Regions from separate parts of the Homo sapiens genome. Here region 2 is linked to region 1. A link is an interaction called in ENCODE POLR2A ChIA-PET data of the cell type or tissue named here. Cell type or tissue: GM12878. All regions are shown on one strand.

Region 1 (5,000 bases):
AAGGAACCAGGAAGAGAGCCCACTTCCAAATCCAGTCTCTTCCACTGAGGTTCCACCTGCATAGAAGGGGCTTCCTGGGACCCACCAAGCCCGTGATACCACTTGGTCATCTTACAAGAGAAGACACCAAAGCCCAGAGAAGGAAGCAGCTGTCCCAAGGAGGAGCAGCTAGGTGGGGACTAGAACCACCATATCCTGGCCCCTTCTACTTCTCTGTCCCCTCCACTAGACTTCTTCAGCCAAAGGGGGTTTCTCTTTTTTTAGTTTCTTTGCAAACCTGCTTCCAAATATTTGTATTGACCTATCGGATTGATACTTAAAGAATCAGGGATTTGTGCATTTGACACCTGAAACTCATCTGTCCCCTAAGGATCTTCTTGTGTGTTCTGCTTACCATCCACTCAGAATTTTTGCAGCTTTTTGAGGGTCATCATCCACCTGCAGTCACTTTAGAGACATCAGAAAGTGTCATGATCATGATCCCCTTGTAGAAGTGAGAAGTGTGTCCTGCAGCTAATCCCATCCACCATGCAGACAGGATGCTAACCAGTCTCAGAGGACACCATTCCTCTGGCCCACCTGTTGGGTGGCTTACCTGACTTTCTGCCCCAGTCCTGTCTCAGCATCATACACTTGCTGTTTGAAGGTGGCCATCCCACGAGTGGGCTAAACTAGGCATTCTAGGACTGGTCAGGAGGTGGCAAGTCATCATGCTGATCAATTCAATTAGTAAAGGCACTGTTTGGGAAGAGAGAGGGGGACACTATCACCATCATACGAAGAGCTAATGTTTTTTGAGCATTTACTATGTGGTAGACTTTATGCTAAATTCTTACAAGTATTGTTTTAATATAATCCTTACAGCAACCGTACTATTGTTATTCCTGTGTGGACAATGAGGAGACAGAGGCACATAAGGAAAAGGTTACTAAATGGGGAATAAGGAAACTCATCTTCCATTCTTTCTCTATCTCTCTGTAATCTCGTGCTAGTCACTTAACCTTGCCTTTCTGGTACATGAAACATCTGAATTGGAAGAAATTATGTGCATATGTGCATTTTTCTGGAAAGAGCAGCCACAATTTTCATCAGCATCTCAAAGACACCCATTACCCCCCTCCCACTCACAAAAAAAAAAAAAATCAAAGAACTCTCAGGACTATCTCATTTTATAGCCTTTTTCACACTAAACAATTTACCTTGCATTCTCTTCTAACATTGTAAATACCGACGGGCTTGAGCAGTACCGATAGGCAGATTCAGATTACAGTCACCCCTGAGCCAAAGACCTCTCTGTGATTCAGGGGTGTGAAGGGCTCCTGGCTGTGCACTGGCCTTTCCAGCACACCCGCATGTCCAGATAGCCATCGCAGGAAGGACGACGTGGGGATGGGATCATCAGATTCACCCTCCAGCTACTTGCAACACCTCAGCAGTTTTACTTCAGCTTGTTGTATTCTTTCCTTGCAACTGGACTGTAAGTTTATATTGCAACCCCAAGAAAAGATTCACAATCCCTTTTTTTTATTGTACTATAAAAAGAATTCTAGTGATAGAACCTCCACAGGGCTTGAAGTGAAGCAGCCATTCATTAAGTGTCTGCTGTGTCCTGAGTATGCCAGCAATGAACAAGACAGACCAGGTCCCTGGCTGCATAAAGAGCAAGAGGGACTGTGGCAGGGAAGTGCCACGCAGATGCAGAGAGCACGAGAGTGAGGCCTGGAGAACCAGGAGGGGCTTCCTTGAGAAGTGGTGTTTGAGCCACTGAAGGATCCCTGAAGAATGCCTCATCCCTGATGGATGAAGAGAAATGAATTAAGCAAGAGGCACAGGTCAGAGGGGTGGAAGAGCATTCTGAGAGGGATGGGAAGGGCCCAAGGCAATAAAGAACTTGGCCCACTGGAGGAACTGAAGGGAGGGCAGGCTAGGTGCCAAGAGAGGGAGAGTGGTGTGGGAGATGCAGCCGGAGAGGAGGCAGGGCCAGTGTATGCAGGGCCCAGGAATCGCCAGGTGGGATGCTAACTGGCTGTGGGCTGTTGGCAAGGCAGGTAACAGCTCACATGTTCCATTTCCTTATCTTCAAGGTGAGAGTCTTCAATTAGATGATCTCGAAAGCCCTTTCTGACTCTACCATCCTGTGATATTGTGACTTCAAAGAAAGTGAAGTGATTGCTGAGAAAGAGAAAAGTGGCCCCTGACAACCTGGATCTGGGTGGTCCCATAAGCTAGGCCTTGGCGTTCTCCTGTTAAACATAAACAACTTCACAGAACATCAACAGCAAGCAAGATGTCTCTGTGACCATGATAAAGACAAAAATAAGACCACTCCACAATCATGTCTGAACACAGACAAAAAACGTTAACATTGTCCAAACCATGGAACTAACCAAACATTTCCCTATTCTGGCTCGGAGGAGTGACTGCTACTCCTTTACCCTTACAGCTTCAGTCTCACTTAGTCTTCCTCCCTTCTAGACAAGATTTATTAAGATATGGAATCATAGAATTTACCCCTGCTTCTGACAGCATGCAAAGCTCCACTTCCTTAAACCGTCCCCAAAATCGCCTACCACAAACCGCACTCCTGTAAGTCCTTTCTAACACCCTGTCGGTGAGACACCCCACCGTTCTCCTTCTCTGCTATGTCCTGTCCAAGCACAGGGTGTTCCTCATGCAAGTGCAGGGCTGGCCATGAGAAGCAATGCCACCCTACACTTTGCTCTCCTGGTGTCTCTCTTGTCTCACCAGTTCCAGCCCAGTCCTGGGGGTCTTTGGCTGGATGGAGTTGACATCAGTCCCCTTCCCTGCTCTTCTCTAATCTCACCACAGGTACCCTGCTCTGGGCCTCAGGGTGTTGGGGAGTAGAGCTGGGAAGTAGCGGAGGAGAAAATGAGGAAGAGAAATGCAAGAGGGCGACTTCACAGGGGAATTTTGTCCACCTGATGATGTGGGAACGGAATTAAAACTGTCTCCAGAGCGAATGTTTCTTCTCTCACTTGAAGTCTGGGCTTCCTCCTTTTATGTCTATGCCCCACCCAGATTACGCATGGGCTACTTGGGCGGTTGTGGTATTTCTGTTTCCCAACCAAACGCCACCACCTCCCCTTAAAGCCATCTTCACAGGAAGGTAACCAGCTCCCGGTGGAACTGACCCATTTGACAGTATCTAAGGGGAACAAAAATTGTTGCTGCTGCTGATTCAGATTCACAGCTTGGACTTCCCACCCTTAGCTAAAAGTTTTTCACTGGGGGGAGTCCCCACCACACAACCTACTCTATTCATGTGAGCCAGTGGTAAACAAACCAGACTCCTGGTGCCTCCTGAGTCAGATGATAACCAAGGGAAAGAAGTGACCTCTATCTCTGGACACAAAACAAACTAGAGGACCCTTACTCCTCTGATTGAGAAAGCTGGTGAAGTCAGCTCCTTTCAACTTGGAGAAGCCATTGCTCACATCAGGCGCATAACTGTTTCCAAAGTCATGGAAATGTCCAGTTCATGGCAAAAGTAGGGTTTTCTTTGTGCTTAGTTTCATGAAGAGGTCAATCAACTTTTTCAGTAAAAGGCCAAATATTAACTATTCCAAGCTTTGTGGGCCAATCTTTGGCATAACTACTCAAATCTACCCTTGCAGCACAAAAGCAACCATAGATATAATGCAAGTGATTAGGCATGACTGTATTTCAGCAAAACTTTATTTATAAAAACAAGCACACCAGATTTGGCCCATGGAATGTAGTTGGCTGGCCCCTGGTGTAATGTAACCAACACGTGGGCACAGCTGAATAAGAAGAGGAATAATAACCTTTGCCCATTACTTTCTAAAGAGCTTACTTCTCATTAGACAGATTGAGAGGTTTAAAATCAGTTTGGAAACTGCTGGAGGATGGAGGAAAAAGAGGGAGAGAAGAAAGAAGAAAGCAAACATGAGAGGATGGAATTTTATTTATTTCAAATGGAATTTAGTTATTTCAAATAAGTAATGGAAGAATCAGAGTGGAAAGAGTTATTTGTAAGGCCTCTGTATAGCAGGCTGACCCTAGTCATCTCTTACCCTGACCAGCTGGACAGGAGTCACTCACTGAGGCTCAGGCTATGTGGACTAATCCAACTTCAAAGTCAGGTTTATAGAAACATGTGTGGGCTTCTTTGGGGAAAGTTTATCTGAGACAGTGTTCCTCCGGACCAGCTTCGGGTGTCATTAGCAACAGAGAATCTTCTCATAGAGACAACTGAATGTAGTATGTTCCAGGATTTATTTTTTAAATGCTGGTTCCTGATTCTTCTGGGCAAAGCCGAAGAAGGCAGAGAGACACTGAGAGTGCACTGCATCAGCACAGATTGTGGAATGTTTAGGACCATTTCAGTTCCCAAAGAAAGAGCCCCTGAAGAGCTCATAGAAAGGGCTCGCAGGAGAGTAGAGAAGGACCAGGGAGTGCTGGACACTTCTAACAGTCACAGGTGCTGTGACTTCTAACAGTTGCAGGTAAACAGGGTCCCAGACCTTCCCATCTGGGACTGATGGATTGATTGTGAAGAATATATACTCATTCCACAAATTTAAAAAGGGAATTAATAATGAAAGACTTAAGTGTAAAGTAGAGCACCCAAGACTCTGCTCGGAAAGGTAGACGCAAATGATAACCACATAGGTAAATCCCCTGCATGTGGCTGGGAAGAGAGGGTGAGAAGTAGTCTATCTATGGTTAGTGGCCATTTTCTCTAGTTCACAGACCATGCATATTGATTATAGATTCAGAAAGTTACCCTAACTTTACAGCAATGACTTCTGAACTGTGCTTTCCTGGAATACTGGTTTCATAAGATGTTAGCAGTTATTTTGCAGGAGAAAGGTTTCAGGGAAACCGAAGAATGAATTGACATTGACAGGAAACTGTTGTGTATCCATTCAAAATACATTTTTGTTTGGCTGTGTTATCCTTGGAGAAAAGTAATAGTATCAGAAGAATCCTGGGCAATACAGCAAGGTCCTGTCTCT
Region 2 (5,000 bases), 120 kb before region 1:
GCCATATATGACATGCCCCAGGGCCCTCTGTTACGGCTCCCATAGTCTACAAATTAACAGGGGCTTGCCACCACTATAACCTCATCATGGCTCACCTTCCTGCTGCTTCTCAACTACTGTTCTGCCAAACTTCAACAGGTACCCCCATCTTCAGAAATGTTTCAGCTCTAGCTGCCTCAGGAAGATGGGGCTTGCCTCTCTGGGTTTCCCATTCTATCGCTTGATCAGAGATAGGTTAGACCCTGAGTCAAGGGGCCTTTTTTGCATGTTAAAAGGTAGCAGCCTCCACGTTAGTAAGTATAACCCCTAACCCCCTTTACTGGGAGTGCCAAACTGGCTCAAGTGGAATAGACTGGGACAGACTCAAAAGGGATTAAATATGGCCTGCAATGCCAACAACTTCTTAACATCCCAGAAACAGGGCATGTGTCTACAAATTATAGCTAAGCTAATAGATCAGCTGGTCCTAATTTTCCTGAAATTTGGGATTAGCTACCAGAACTGTTCCCAAAAATGTCTTTAAAGTGGGCGACTCCGTTCTAAGTTTTCCCCACAAAGCCTGTTTTCCAACTCCCCAGAAACTTAGGAGTTCTCATGTAAGGAAGTAGTTCCTGAAGGCGTGAAGGTTCCTCAAGGCATGAAGAAACATCAAAGGTTTTTCAGTAGATGAGATATGCTGAAAGCCATGCAGAGGAAACCTGCTGTGACCTCAGTAGGAAAAAACTAAACAAACAAGCAAATGAAAACTAGAGGTAGGGGCCTGTGGAAGCTGTTCCATTTGTCCAAGTGAGAGGTGTCTGGAGATTATAGTGGACAGAAGAATCATCACGAGAGGAACTTCAGGGCCTGGGAACTGACTGCAGAGGGGGGCAGGATAGCAGGCACGGCACAAATGACTGCACGTGCAGAGCCTCAGCACAGACACCTCACCCAGATTCCAGAATCACGGGCCAGGCTGACCCTCTTCTTCCTGATCATGGTCGGTGTTATCCCCACCTCCATGAAGGCATGGCAGCTCAGTCCAGGCATTTGGCCAGAGGCATGGGCTCGATTCTTAGGTCGCTGCTGAGGCCCTGAGCCTGGGACTTTCTATGGCCTCCTATTGTGGATTTCAGGCTTCTCTGGCCTTAGAGCCCTGGGGAGAGGCTGGCAGGTAAATAAAGAGAAGAGCAGCTAGCAGAAACCTTTTGTAAATGACTCTCCTGGCTGATTGAAAATTTGTGGTCATTTGTAGAGCTTGAGGACCCTCAGCCTCCCCCAGACCACATTCCTTGGATTACAGCTGTACTTCCAACAGTTATTATATGTGTGATGGTTTTCTGTCTAATTCTATGGAAATGGAAGAAGAAGAAGCGGCCTCGCAACTCTTATAAATGTGGTGAGTGAGTCCTTGTCCTCCCCACAGACTGTCACTTTGCACCTACTTCCCAATCGGCTGGCTGCCTTCCGGAGCTTGTTGGCTGAGCCTAGACTGGCAAAAAGTCAGGAAGTTGTTGGGAAAAAAGGTTTTCCCTTGGAGTTTTGAGCCTATACAGACTGGCAGTAGCAGATAATGCTGCTCTTGGACTTCAAAGAAAGGCGACATTTCTAACCTCTGGTTTACAAATGTACTTCTGGTTTCCAGGGAAAACTGATTATTACTTGCTTTATCTACCTCACTTCATGAGGTTACTGTGACATATACATAAAGTAAAATGGTGAAACCACTCCTAAATGTTAAAGATTGTGGACCTGGTGGTGTTTAAGCAGGGATATTTGCTAAATGACCACAAGAATCAGCTTCTCGTCTCTAAAAAAATCTAGGTTTCTTATGAAATAAGTTAGATGAATTATTGCCCATTGACTTATAACAAACAATATTAACTTTAACTAATTTCTAAGTAATACATATCCATTATCATATATACCAAAAATAAAATAATCTATAACTCCACTAATAAGAAAAAATGATTACACAAATATTTTTGGTGCCTATCTTTAAGATTTTTCTGTGTATCAATCTATGTTGTTTTCCATAATTAGGATTATCATAAGGGTTATTTTTCACAATTTGGATAATATATGTACTGTGTTCTAATTTTGTTATACTAAATGTAGCAAGACAATTTTCAATGTCATAAATATCATTCTACAGCATCATTTTTAATGGCTGCAAGATATTCCCTTTTGTGGATACACCATAATTTATTTATTTAACCAACCTCATTTTTTGGACACTTGAGTTAGTCCAATAGTTTTGTTATTATAAACACCCTCCCCACTGACTTCTGTTATAAAAATGTTTCATGGGGACAAAGTGGTCCCTAACTTTATAATAATGCCATGCCTTTTTGTAGTTTGGTCTGGTTCTAAGCTAAGATTGGACTTTATCTCAGTAATTGCCTCCAGTAGTAATTAGTTTGATTGGTGCTAATAATTAAGGTAACCTTCTAACTCACTTATGGTAGAAAGCACAAGATGAGTATTGCCTCTGGCCAGCATCTTGTTTTTCAGTATACTGATTTTAAAATCTAACTAGAAAATAGATGGATGACATTAGCAGTCATTCAATGCATCCTGCTGTACTTTAAAAATAAGAAATTGGGGAGCAACGATCGAATTTAAATAAATTAACACAAAGCATGTGGCAGAGCCATTCAAACTGCCAATGTATGGAGTGTGCTGCGAGATTTCTATGATATAAAAGTATAAAATTCCTAGCACAGATGTAAAGACATATCATGCTTGTCCAGGCTTTGACTTTTCAAGGTGAGAGTTTTGAGCTTCACTTTCTTTCAACCTCATTGCCATTTAAAATTAGTCAAATATGAAGAAGTGACTTACATCTTGGGAATAAGCTGTTTGCTAGATTTTTCTTCACATTAGAATGATCAGCTTACAAATGAAACAAAGAAGGGTTGGAGAAAAAGATTAAGGATGTTTCTTCCTCCATGAGGCAATCAGAAAAAAATCAGGAGACTAGATAGGGGAGATAAAGAGGATATGTGTGTTCACATGAGAGAAGTTAGAAGGTGGTTAAATAAGCTCTGTAGGTACAGATGAGATGGTCAGATTGGGCTGAGTGGCACATACATGACCCCTAAGAATGTAATGAAGAATATTGGTAAGAAAAAGTTATTTATTCAGACAGTCATCCATGCCACTGAGTTTGATCAAAGAGAGAAGCCTTGCTATCACTGTAGGGAGGGAGGTGCAACAGGTATAACTATGCCATTATAGATATGATATATTTGTAAATTTGGATTCTGTAACTTCAGCAATATCTGCCATTGCTTTGTGGGTACTCCTGGCATTGGCTATGTGATAGGTAAAATAATGCCCCCCACAAGACGTCCACCTCCTATACTCCAGAACCTGTAATATGTTATCTTACATGGCAAAAGGAACTTCACATAGGTGATTAAGGCACCAAGCTTGAGATGGTGAGATTAACCTGGATTATCCAGGTGGGCCCAATGTAATCACATGAGTCAGAGAACCTTTCCTAGCTGGGATGGAGAAATGAACTGGAAGAAGGAGAGATCTGAAACTTGAGAAGCTCAACCCAGCATTTCTAGCTTTGAAGATGGAAGGAGGAAGCCATGAGCCAAGGAATGTAAGTAGCTTCTAGAAGCTGGAAGTGGCTCTCAGTTGACAGCCAGCCATTAAGGAAATTAGGATCTCAGTTCTGCAACTATAAGGAGCTGAATTCTGCCAAGAGACCAATGTGGAAACAGCAGATCCCTCCACAGAGACACAAGCTTACTGATAACTGGTAGGAATTTCTCCAAAAGTGGAGCTTCCTCCTACTCCAGTGTTAATCCCTTTCTCAGAGGAGACGGTCCTCAAACTAACTAACTTGGCACCAAAAGTCCTATCCAGTGTTTTCTCATTATAGTTTTTCTATGCCTCAACTGTATATATTTACCCAGTTTAGGCTGTTTAAATGAATAAAAAGGAAATGCCATAGTTATTCTAGCCAGTTTCCAATCTCTCTTCTCTTTTTTTGTTTTGTCAAATAGGGCAGATAAGGCATGAGAATTTATAACTATGAATTACTGTCTTTTCCCAAACAGAAATCACCCTATCAGCTTACCCATTGGGAGAAAAACTAAAATAGCTCCCCCTGAAATTTTACTTCCTCATTTGGGTCTTGTGTGACTGAAATCTGTATACAATGCCCTAGCAACAACGGTTTTTACAGCTTGCCTCCCTAGAACAAACCTAGGAGTCTCAGCTGTTTCAGGAATGATTTCTTAAAGGTAAAGTGCCTTTTTCAAAAGAAATTATTATTATTTTTTTTTAATTTTTTTTTTGTGTGTGTGTGAGACAGAGCCTCACTCTGTCACCAGGCTGGAGTGCAGTGGCACGATCTCAGCACACTGCAACCTCTGCCTCCCAGGTTCAAGCGATTCTCCTGCCTCAGCCTCCCAAGTAGCTGGGACTACAGGCACGTGCCACCAAGCCCAGGTAATTTTTGTATTTTCAGTAGAGATGGGTTTTCACCATGTTGGCCAGGATGGTCTCGATCTCTTGACCTCGTGATCCGTTTTTAACCAACATTTAAACAGAAATATTCACAGGCTTAAAGACTGAAAGTTAGTGATATCATCACATTTCCCCTTCAAAATGCTGAATTTGTAAGCAAATTTAAAAGTTTAGAATCTACCTTTTAATTGTCTGCTTTCATTTTTTTGACAGTGGCTTTTTTTGATATGGTGACTATTTTGTCATGGGTATAAAAGGATAATTCATTTTGTGTTAATCTGAAGACATCTGAAATACTGTATTCAACTATAAGTACCTTTTTTTACATTTATAAGATTCTTTTTCAAAATTTTTATTTGAATAGTTTTTTGGGAACTACTGAACTAAACTAGGTGGTTTTTGGTTACATGGATAAGTTATTTAGTGGTGATTTCTGAGACTTTGGTGCCACCTGTCACTCGAGCAGTGTACACTGCACCAGTGTGTAGTCTTTTATCTCTCACCCCTCCCACTCTTTCCTCTGAGTCCCCAAA

What was found. ChIA-PET counts read pairs that join two places held together with the same protein. Peaks named below come from ENCODE experiments on the same cell type or tissue, not always from the same donor. Only the 100,000 strongest peaks of a DNase experiment are listed, where the experiment ranks them.
Region 2: POLR2A ChIA-PET joins it to region 1 with 6 read pairs; 2 of 35 experiments call an interaction of 5 or more read pairs at or near these places.

Annotation. Positions count from the first base shown.
Region 1 is chr3:122,230,631-122,235,630 of GRCh38, forward strand. The region is part of intron 1 of CASR (calcium sensing receptor); the gene reads left to right. Among named protein-coding and RNA genes, the nearest start is that of CASR, 49 kb to the left of the region's middle. RefSeq lists an enhancer at 2,840-2,929. In GM12878, no CTCF peak of the experiment used is centred here; DNase peaks (open chromatin) are centred at 2,591, 3,111 and 4,707; H3K4me3 peaks cover 1,551 bases; H3K27ac peaks cover 3,280 bases.
Region 2 is chr3:122,108,031-122,113,030 of GRCh38, forward strand. CD86 (CD86 molecule) reads left to right here. Exons shown (of 7, transcript NM_175862.5): 5 at 1,235-1,378. Among named protein-coding and RNA genes, the nearest start is that of CD86, 55 kb to the left of the region's middle. In GM12878, no CTCF peak of the experiment used is centred here; no DNase peak of the experiment used is centred here; H3K4me3 peaks cover 334 bases; H3K27ac peaks cover 742 bases.